2 separate regions of the Homo sapiens genome follow, and region 2 is linked to region 1. Evidence: chromatin contacts called from ENCODE Hi-C or POLR2A ChIA-PET data. All regions are on one chromosome and are shown on one strand. The core of a region is the stretch at or near the end of the contact, and the rest is flanking DNA. Distances in the headings are between cores, read along the strand shown.

What was found. Hi-C counts contacts between places; a loop is a spot of excess contacts on that map. ChIA-PET counts read pairs that join two places held with the same protein, here RNA polymerase II (POLR2A). Pooled maps may share reads with other maps.
Region 2: a loop to region 1 is called in a pooled map, with 3 times the contacts of the local background. The contact joins two enhancer-like sites. A Hi-C loop is called at or near these places in 10 of 168 maps with a recorded cell type or tissue (CD8-positive, alpha-beta T cell, cardiac septum, dorsolateral prefrontal cortex and 6 more) and 10 of 50 pooled maps. POLR2A ChIA-PET finds 5 or more read pairs at or near these places in 1 of 52 experiments (H1).

What each region holds. Positions count from the first base shown.
Region 1 is chr17:77,108,737-77,113,146 of GRCh38, forward strand. It overlaps a transcript of SEC14L1 not described here. Among named protein-coding and RNA genes, the nearest start is that of MIR6516, 22 kb to the left of the region's middle. Within about 2 kb of position 1,260, at least 9 of the 41 ENCODE cell types and tissues checked have a DNase peak (open chromatin) inside an H3K27ac peak, as active enhancers do.
Region 2 is chr17:77,491,567-77,496,650 of GRCh38, forward strand. SEPTIN9 (septin 9) reads left to right here. Exons shown (of 12, transcript NM_001113491.2): 9 at 1,055-1,150; 10 at 1,414-1,510. Among named protein-coding and RNA genes, the nearest start is that of MIR4316, 97 kb to the left of the region's middle. RefSeq lists an enhancer at 4,861-5,084. Within about 2 kb of position 3,510, at least 9 of the 41 ENCODE cell types and tissues checked have a DNase peak (open chromatin) inside an H3K27ac peak, as active enhancers do.

The DNA.
Region 1 (4,410 bases), core at 10-2,509:
TCAAAAAAAAAGAAACAGCTGACATGTATATATACATTCATCTCTGTCTCCAAAAAAAAAAAAAAAAAAGAATGTATATGTCATCTGTTTCTTTTTTTTTTTTTGAGACAGAGTTTGGTTCTGTCACCCAGGCTGAACTGCAGTGGCTTGATCTCAGCTCACTGCAACCTCTGCCTCCCGGTTTCAAGCGAGTCTTCTGGCTCAGCCTCCCAAGTAGCTGGGATTACAGGTGCCAGCCACCACACCAGCTAATTTTTGTATTTTTAGTAGAGATGGGGTTTCACCATGTTGGTCAGGCTGGACTCAAACTTCTGACCTCAGGTGATCATCCTGCCTTGGCCTCCCAAAGTGCTGGGATTACAGGCGTGAGCCACCGCACCCAGCCTGGGGTTTGGCTTTATAGACTAAGGGCTGAAGAAAGCAGAAACAGAACAAAAAGCATATTGGTCATTTCAAAGTTAAATTCTTTGTAAGGCAGGAAGAGATACAGGACAATACAAAGACAACAAGAAAAAGATAACCAGTCACAGTTACATCTCTTTTTTCTTATAGAGATGATATCTTGCTATGTTGCCCAGGCTGGTCTCAAACTCCCAGCCTCACGTGATCCTCCTGCCTGGGCCTCCCAAAGTGCTGGGATCATAGGCGTGGGTCACAGAGCCCACCAAGTTACTGTTTGTTGTAAGGGTTAAAACAGAGGGAACTTCATTAGCATGCTGACTTGAGACTGAAACTGGCCTCCTTGGGAAATTAGGCTGCTATTTCTCTCGCCTGATTTCTTGGGAAGTCAGATAACAACTCAGTGTTGGTTTGCTGAGCACGGGTGACTCCATTTTGATTTTTGTCTGGTCTTTTGGGGCCTAGTGCAGGAGTTTAGTCCAAAACAAGGGCCTCCTATGATTTTTGTTTAACACTCTGAAAGAGAACGAACTGAAACTAACTGTTCAAAGGTATATTTTCTCTTTGCTTTCTGTAGCTTTTATTGTTTAATGCTCAGCCTTGGAAGGATATGCCGTTCCATATGTTCTAAAAGGAACAAAACAGTCTACCAGTACTTAGCATCTACTCATTTCCAGCCACTAGAGTCCCCAGCCTCACCACAGTTTAGCAGACTGTTAGCTGTTACATTAACTAAATGCGTAAAATGCTGATATCCTAATATGCCTCTTTTTTTGAAAATAGCATCATAATTCATCATAATTTGTAGGCTCGCAAACATTTTCTTGGAATCCACTGGACTCCCCCATGCTTTTTAATTCCGTACTTTCTGTGCAAGCAACACAATAGTTGGAACTGACTTCAGGCCAACTGCTTCCTTTTAACTTTTGTCATGTTACCCAGAATAGAGGCATGGAGTTGTTTACCCGGTTTTCATTGAGGAACATTCTTTGTCTTCCAAGGAATACATAAGAAGCCTTCCTGTCTCAGAACACCAAGCTCTGAAAGGTGACTTTTCTGCTCGAGTAATTACACTGGTTGACTGAGCTCCGGAAAGGAAACGCATTCTTGGTTGCAGAGAGAGGAAGTGGCTTGCATTGTTGGACAAAAAGAAAAATGATTGTTTCCTAGGGTCACTGTCCTCAGCCTCCCTTTAGAGAGCCTGGATCTTGCAGCCATCAGTTATGGAAGTGGCTCTGGGAATAACTTTGCCCTGGGTGATGATTGTTGATGAAAAGAGTCGAAGTGTATAAAATATTTGAAGAGATTTATTCTGAGCCAAATATGAGTGACCATGGCCAGAGACACAGCCCTCAGGAGGTCCTGAGAACATTTGCCCATGGTGGTCAGGACGCAGCTTGGTTTAAACATTTTAGAGAGGTATGAGACATCAATCAAATACATTTAAGAAATACATTGGGGCTGGCTGGGCGCGGTGGCTCATGCCTATAATCCCAGCACTTTGGGAGGCTGAGGTGGGTGGATCATGAGGTCAGGAGATTGAGACCATCCTGGCTAACAGGGTGAAACCCCATCTCTACTAAAAAAAAATACAAAAAATTAACTGGGCGTGTTGGCAGGCACCTGTAGTCCCAGCTACTCGGGAGGCTGAGGCAGGAGAATGGTGTGAACCCGGGAGTTTGCAGTGAGCCAAGATTGTGCCACTGCACTCCAGCTTGGGCGACAGAGTGAGACTCTGTCTCAAAAAAAAAAAAAAAAAAAAAAGAAATACATTGGGGCTGGGCACAGTGGCTCACTCCTGTAATCCCAGCACTTTGGGAGGCCGAGGCAGGAGGATCACTTGAGGTCAAGAATTTGAGACCAGCCTTGCCAACATGGTGAAACCTCATCTCTGCAAAAATACAAAAATTAGCCGGGTATGGTGGCAGGCACCCGTAATCCCAGCTACTCGGGAAGCTGAGGCAGAAGGATCGCTTGAACCCAGGAGGCAGAGGTTGGAGTGAGCCGAGGTTGTGCCATTGCACTGGGTGACAGAGCGAGACTCTGTCTCAAAAAGAAAAAAAAAAAAAAAAAATACATGTGTGTGGTCCAGAAAGGCGGGACAACTCAAAGCCGGGGGTGGGATTCCGGGCTATACGTGAATTTAAAGATTTTTTGGTTGACAATTTTTTGGCTGAGTTTGTCTAAAGACGTGGGATTGATAGAAAGGGAATGTTGAGGTTAAGATAAAAGATTGTGGAGACCAAAGTTCTTTTGAAGTGTTTTTTTTTTTTTTGAGACAGAGTCTCGCTTTGTCGCCCAGGTTGGAGTGCAGTGGGGCAAAAGCCACAGACACTCAAGGCCAGCCAGTGCAAGCAGCCGGCAGCCGGGAGGGGGGCTGAACCCCAAAAAGCCACAGGGATGGAGCTGCCCAAGGCCATGGGAGCCCACCTCTTGCATCAGTGTGACCTGGATGTGAGACATGGAGTCAAAGGGGATCATTTGGAACTTTAAGGTTTAATGACTGCCCTATTAGATTTTGGACTTGCATGGGGCCTGTAGCCCCTTTGTTTTACCCAATTTCTTCCGTGTAGAGTGGGTATATTTACCCAATGCCTGAACCCCCATTGTATGTAGGAAGTAATTAAGTTGCTTTCAATTTTACAGGCTCATAGGAGGAAGGGACTTGCCTTGTCTCAGATGAGACTTTGGACTTGGACTTTTGGGTTAATGCTGGAATAAGCTAAGACTTTGGGAGACAGTTAGAAAGGCATGATTGTGTTTTGAAATGTGAGGACATGAGATTTGGGAGGGGCCAGGGGCAGAATGATACAGTTTGTCCGTGTCCCCCACCCAAATCTCATCTTGAATTATAGTTTCCATAATTCCCAAGTGTCCTGGGAGGAACCCGGTGGGAGGTAACTGAATCATGGGAGCAGTTACTGCCAGGCTGTTCTCGTGTTAGTGAGTGAGTTCTCAGGAGATCTGATGGTTTTATAAGGGCCCTTTCCCCGCTTTGCTCAGCACTTCTCCTTCCTACTGCCCTGTGAAGAAAGTGCCTTTCTTCCCCTTTGCCTTCCACCATGATTGTAAGTTTCCTGAGACTTTCCTAGCCATGCAGGACTGTGAGTCCATTAAACCTCTTTACTTATAAATTAGCCAGTCTCGGGTCTCTCTTCATAGCAGTGTGAGAACAGACTAATGCAGGGGGGCTATTATGTTGCCAATCACAGGTATATAATAAAAAGTTAAGAATTATAATTTCTAAGTGGTAGGATTTCCCTTAATCCTTTTCTCTTATCTATATTTTCAGAAGTTTTCCCAGGAATACACATACTGCTTTTGAAATGAGAAGAATGAAATCTCATTTATAGTCTATATTGACGTCTTTGCAATGTTCATTAATCCACCTCTCAGGACAGCCCTGAGAAGTGCATACTGTTCCTGAACAGTTAACAGTTACAAAGATGAATTGAAAAGTATTTAGGCGGCCAGGCGTGGTGGCTCACACCTGTAATCCCAGCACTTTGGGAGGCCGAGGTGGGTGGATCACGAGGTCAGGAGATCGAGACCATCCTGGCTAACACGGTGAAACCCCATCTCTACTAAAAATACAAAAAAATATGGTGGGCACCTGTAGTCCCAGCTACTTGGGAGGCTGAGGCAGGAGAATGGTGTGAACCTGGGAGGTGGAGCTTGCAGTGAGCCAAGATCGCGCCACTGCATTCCAGCCTGGGCGACAGAGCGAGACTCAAAAAAAAAAAAGAGTACTTAGGCATAATGGGTCATGCCTGTACTTCTAGCACTTTGGGAGGCCGAGGTGGAAGGATCACTTAAGACCAGGAGTTCGAGACCAGCCTAGGCAGCAAAGCAAGACTCTTTCTCTACAAAAAAATTAATCAGGCATAGTGACATGTGCCTGTAGTCCTAGCTACTTCGGAGGCTGAGGTAGGAGGATCACTTGAGCCCAAGAGGTTGAGGCTGCACTGAGCCAAGATCGTACCACTTCACTCCAGCCCAGACATTAGAGCA
Region 2 (5,084 bases), core at 2,260-4,759, 390 kb after region 1:
CTTTGGGAGGCCGAGGCGGGCAGATCACTTGAGGTCAGGAGTTTGAGGCCAACATGATGAAACCCCATCTCTACTAAAAATACAAAAATATTAGTCGGGCATGGTGGCGGGCGCCTGTAGTCCCAGCTACTTGGGAGGCTGAGGCAGGAGAATCTCTTGAACCCGGGAGGCGGAGGCTTCAGTGAGCCGAGATTGAGCCACTGCACTCCAGCCTGGGTGACAGAGCGAGACTCCATCTCAAAAAAAAAAAAAAAAAAAAAAGTTTCAGGAGGGATGGTCTCTGCCACCTTCTTCTCCGCCACCGTCTGAGGCCCCTGCTGTGGGATAGGGAGGGGCATCCAAGCAAGAGGGCAGCCCTGGGCTCTTCCTCCTGACAGGGCAGCACATCAGAGCCACATGGGGTGCCTTTCAAAATGAAACCGAGGTGCCTGGGCTGCGGCACCACATCTGCCTCGGTGGGTGTGGGTGGGGCCTGTAACCTACTCCGTCCTGGGGCCAGGTGTCAGGGACCTTCCCAGCATGTGCAGGGGAAGACAGTCCACACAAAGTGGGTGTGTCTGCCGGAGGCTACACACGGGCTGTGGTCTGTGCCTGGGCAGGCGAGCAGCCGCTCACTGGGATGTTTCTGTTGCACGTACCCATGTCGGGCTGCTGGCAGGGAGCTGAGAGGTTACTGCAGGCGGGGCCCCTGCTGGAACTGGGGACTGTGACGAGGGTTTTTTAGGAAGGGTTTCAGGAGGGGAGGTCTCGGTAACCCTGAGTACTTTCTTGGGGCTGTGATGAGCAGGAGAAGAGAGGTGGGAGGTGCTCAGGACGATGACCTTAAGCCCCTGGGGAGTTGCAGCGTCGCTCAGGACAGCAGGTGCACCTGCAGCTGCCCCTCTTCCCTCCAGGAGGCACAGGAGTTGGAGGTGATTGGTGTCACAGCCCCCCAGAGCCTGCCCTTGAACCCGAGCCTGGGGCAGCACACAGTGTGGAGGTCATGTGGCAAACACCAGTGGGTGGGTAGAGCTTGCCACAGGGATGGGCCCATCTCTCTCCCTCCTTATCCCAGATCACCGCAGACCTGCTGTCCAACGGCATCGACGTGTACCCCCAGAAGGAATTTGATGAGGACTCGGAGGACCGGCTGGTGAACGAGAAGTTCCGGGTGAGTGGATCCACTAGGATGTTGTTCCCAGGGGACCCCCAGTTCCTGCTGAAGGGTGGGTTGGGGGTTTGGAGGACCTTAAGCCATGAAATTATATTCTTGGGGCCAGAGGGCACTGAGCCCAGGTGTCTGTACCCAGTGCTGTCAGGCTGAGGCTCTCGTTTTTGGGGGACCCCAGGCTCAGGGCAGCTCCTCCCGGGGGCCCAGGGGAGGGAATTGCCTTCCCGCACATGTGTAACCAATACCGTCTGCCCGTTCCCCAGGAGATGATCCCATTTGCTGTGGTGGGCAGTGACCACGAGTACCAGGTCAACGGCAAGAGGATCCTTGGGAGGAAGACCAAGTGGGGTACCATCGAAGGTACTCGCCGCAGGCGCCGGGGCTCCAGACAGATGGGAAGACAGTCTCTTCTGCTGACCCAGAGCCTGTGGGCCACGCCTGAGCCAGGGACTCGTGGAACCTCATCCACTGCCTTGCCCCACCCAGAGGGAGGGGTCTCCTTGTCCCCATTCAACCCTTGGGAAAGTGAGAGGGCAAGTGGCCTGTGCAGATGCCTCCACCCCAGACCTCCCCCCGGGCAGGGAAAGATTCAGGGAGACAGGAGCTGGGATGGGGGCCGCCAAGTTCTGGATCCTGGTGCAGGCTCTTTCATAGGCACCTGTGTGGCCCTGGACAAATCGCCCAACCTCTCTGGGCCTAGAAAAGGGGTGGGCTGTAGCTCTGTGAGCCAGATGGACCCTCGGCCCCTTACCCTGCTGAAGTTCCTGGGACCCTCACACCTTAGTCTCTTGAGTGGCTGTTGTAACCAATTAGCACAAACGAGGGGACTTAAAACAACACAAACGTATTTTCACAGTTCCAGAGGCCAGAGGTCCGAAATCAGGGGCTGTTTCCTTCTGAGGCCCTGAGGACCAGCCTCATCCATGCCTTCCTCCTTCTGGTGGCGCCTGGCATTCCTAGTTGTATTGTAAAGGCATCACATGCTCTAATCTCTGCCCCATTGTCACAGGGCCTTCTTCCCTGTGTCTCTGTCCCGTCCCTCCTCTTCCTTTTTTTTTTTTTTTTTTTTTGTTTGAGACGGAGTCTCGTTCTGTCACCCAGGCTGGAGTGCAGTGTTGCAATCTCAGCTCACTGCAACCTCTGCCTCCTGGGTTCAAGTAATTCTCCTGCCTCAGCCTCCCGAGTATCTGGGATTACAGTCACGTACCACCCACCTGACTTAATTTTTGTATTTTTAGTAGAGACAGGATTTCGCCATGTTGGCCAGGCTGGTCTTAAACTCCTGACCTCAGGTGATCTGCCCACCTTGCTTGGCCTCCCAAAGTGCTGGGATTACAGGAATGAGCCACCGAGCCTGCCCTCTTTCCTTCTTGTCTTTGGACAAGGATGCCTGTCTTTGGACTTAGGGCCTACCCTAAGTGGATGATCCCATTTGGAGATCCTTAATGAATCTATAAAGAAAGACGTTTTCCAAGTAAGGTCACAATCATGGGTTCCAAGGCCTGGACCTTGACCATGTCTTTGAATGGATGGGAGCCCCTGGGGGGCCACAGTTCAACCCACTCCTGGCGGTGACACCCCGGGAGGGATGGGCCCGAACGTTTCCTTCCCCTTCCTCTCTCTGTCCCTTCATTTCTCATTAGAATGGAAGAGGGGAAGGTGCAGAGGGAAATGCAGCAGGAAAAGCCACTTTGTTCTGGGAGAGCACTTGGCTGAAAGGCCCAGTAGAGCAGGAAGCACAAGTCTCTTAATCTTCCAGGGCCTCAGTTTTCATCATCCACAAAGTGGGTGCAGTGTGCCAAGATTTTAGTGAGTTGAGAGACTGTCCCAAAGACCACAGAGCTTTTTGGGAAGCTGTTGCTCTAAAAAAATGGTCATAATGACAATTACCAGGAGGCATCAGACACTCCTGTGCCACTGGCTAGACATGGGTTATCTCGTTTCATGTCCGAAGCTCCCCGCACCCACCCTCCTTGCAGAGTTGAAGAGGTGCTGTGAGCAGAAAACCTGCCAAGGGACCCAGAACGGGAGGCGGCTCTAGAATCTACAGCTCCAGCCCTGCACCAGACTCCCTCGAGATGGGAGTTCATGCCTGGAGGAGGGTGTGGAGAGGCACACGGGCCTTTCCCCTGTCTGCACTCCTCCCCTACCACCACCCCTGCCGGGCCCACCCTGCGGGAGCTGCCCAGCTGGGTGCAGCCTGGGTGTTTTCCAGTATCCGCCTGTGGTGTCAGGCTGGCTTGCCTCCCCTTGGCCCCTCTGCCTGCAGTTCCTCTCTTCCTCTCTGCCCAAAGAGTTCTTGCTGTTTAGGAAACTTTTTATGAAAGGCAGGTTTGGGAGAGTTAGGGATGGATGGGCCTGGGACGGGCCGGCGGCTTTGCTATGGGCGTGCCTCTGCTGCACCCTGGTGGCCAACCTTGAGTACCGCAGGTGGCCGGTGACAGAAACTGTCAGGAAATGCACAAGAGAGAGGTCCCCGCACCTCTCTGACCTGTGCGTTGTTGAGCACCACTGGCTCCAGCTGAGGAAGAGTCTGGAACCTGTCAGGACAGTTGTGAGGTGGTGGGGCCCACTTTCCAGCAGTCTTATATGAGGACCCTGGAAATGTGCCTTCAGCACTGCTGGGTTTTTATATCAGGGGCCCCATGAGTTCATAGCTGACCTGACACCCGGACTAGTAAGGGCTGTGCCTTGTTCTTGCCTCCCACTTGGTGAACAGCATCTTGAGGTATCTTTCCCATCCTTAGAAACCACCCCAAGTATTGTCAATAGAAATGTGGGGTGTAATTGATCACGCCATGAACTCATTTAATCCTCATGTCCCTGAGAGGCGGGTGACGTTATTATCCACATTTTATGGATGAGGAAACTGAGGGAATGAGAGTAACTTGCCCGAGCCAGGGAGTGGCGATCACACACTCCAACTCCAGCCTGAGAGCCCCATTCTTCCTGCCGGCTCTCGCTGCCCGTCAGTGTTAGATGAGAGTGCTGCTGGTCAGTCTGCAGGAGGTTCTAGTGTGGACACCGCCCTACACAGGGCCGTGGCAGGAGGGCCTAGGCAAAGGCAACCGGCATAGCACTGAGAGCACTTGAGGGCTGGGCAAGGTGGAGGCCCCGGCCCTGCCTGCTGGCCTACCAAGTAAAAACTAGACATTTTTAACTTGGGGAAAAGCCATGTGGCTCTGCGATGGGGCAGCCTGGAGCCAGGTGTATGGGTTCTGCATCCCGCTCCAGCCTTATGCACTGTGGAGCTGAGACAGACACAGTTCTTGCGTTCTCTATGCCTCATTTTCTTTTCTTTTCTTTTTCTTTTTCTTTTTTTTTTTTTTTGAGACGAAGTTTCACTCTTTTGCCCAGGCTGGAGTGCCGTGGCGTGATCTTGGCTCACCACAACCTCCACCTCCTGGGTTCCAGTGATTCTCCTGCCTCAGCCTCCTGAGTAGCTGGGATTACAGGCGCCTGGTACCAGGCCTGGCTAATTTTTGTATTTTTAACAGAGACGAGATTTCATCATGTTGGCCAGGCTGGTCTCGAACTCCTGACCTCGTGATCCACCCACCTCAGCCTCCCAAAGTGCTGGGATTGCAGACGTGAGCCGTGGTGCCCAGCGTCTACGCCCCATTTTCGTAAGATAATGGGGATAACAAAGGAATCACAAGAGACACTTGCAGGTGTGTGAAGACGAAGTTCATCACATGGGAGGGCACCGGGTGTCTTTATTTGCCTTCCCTGCCCGGCTCCCCACCTCCAGTGATGCCGTTCACTGCCCTCCTTGTTAAAAGGCCTTCTGTTATATAACAGTTACACATGCCAGGCACCGCGTGTTCATATAGGAGTTACGAAGCACAGCAATAAAATGACCACTCTGAGATGGCCACCAGCTCGAGCCCGAGGGCACTTGTGGGTGCCCGTGGTCTCCTGCCCAGTCTCCCTG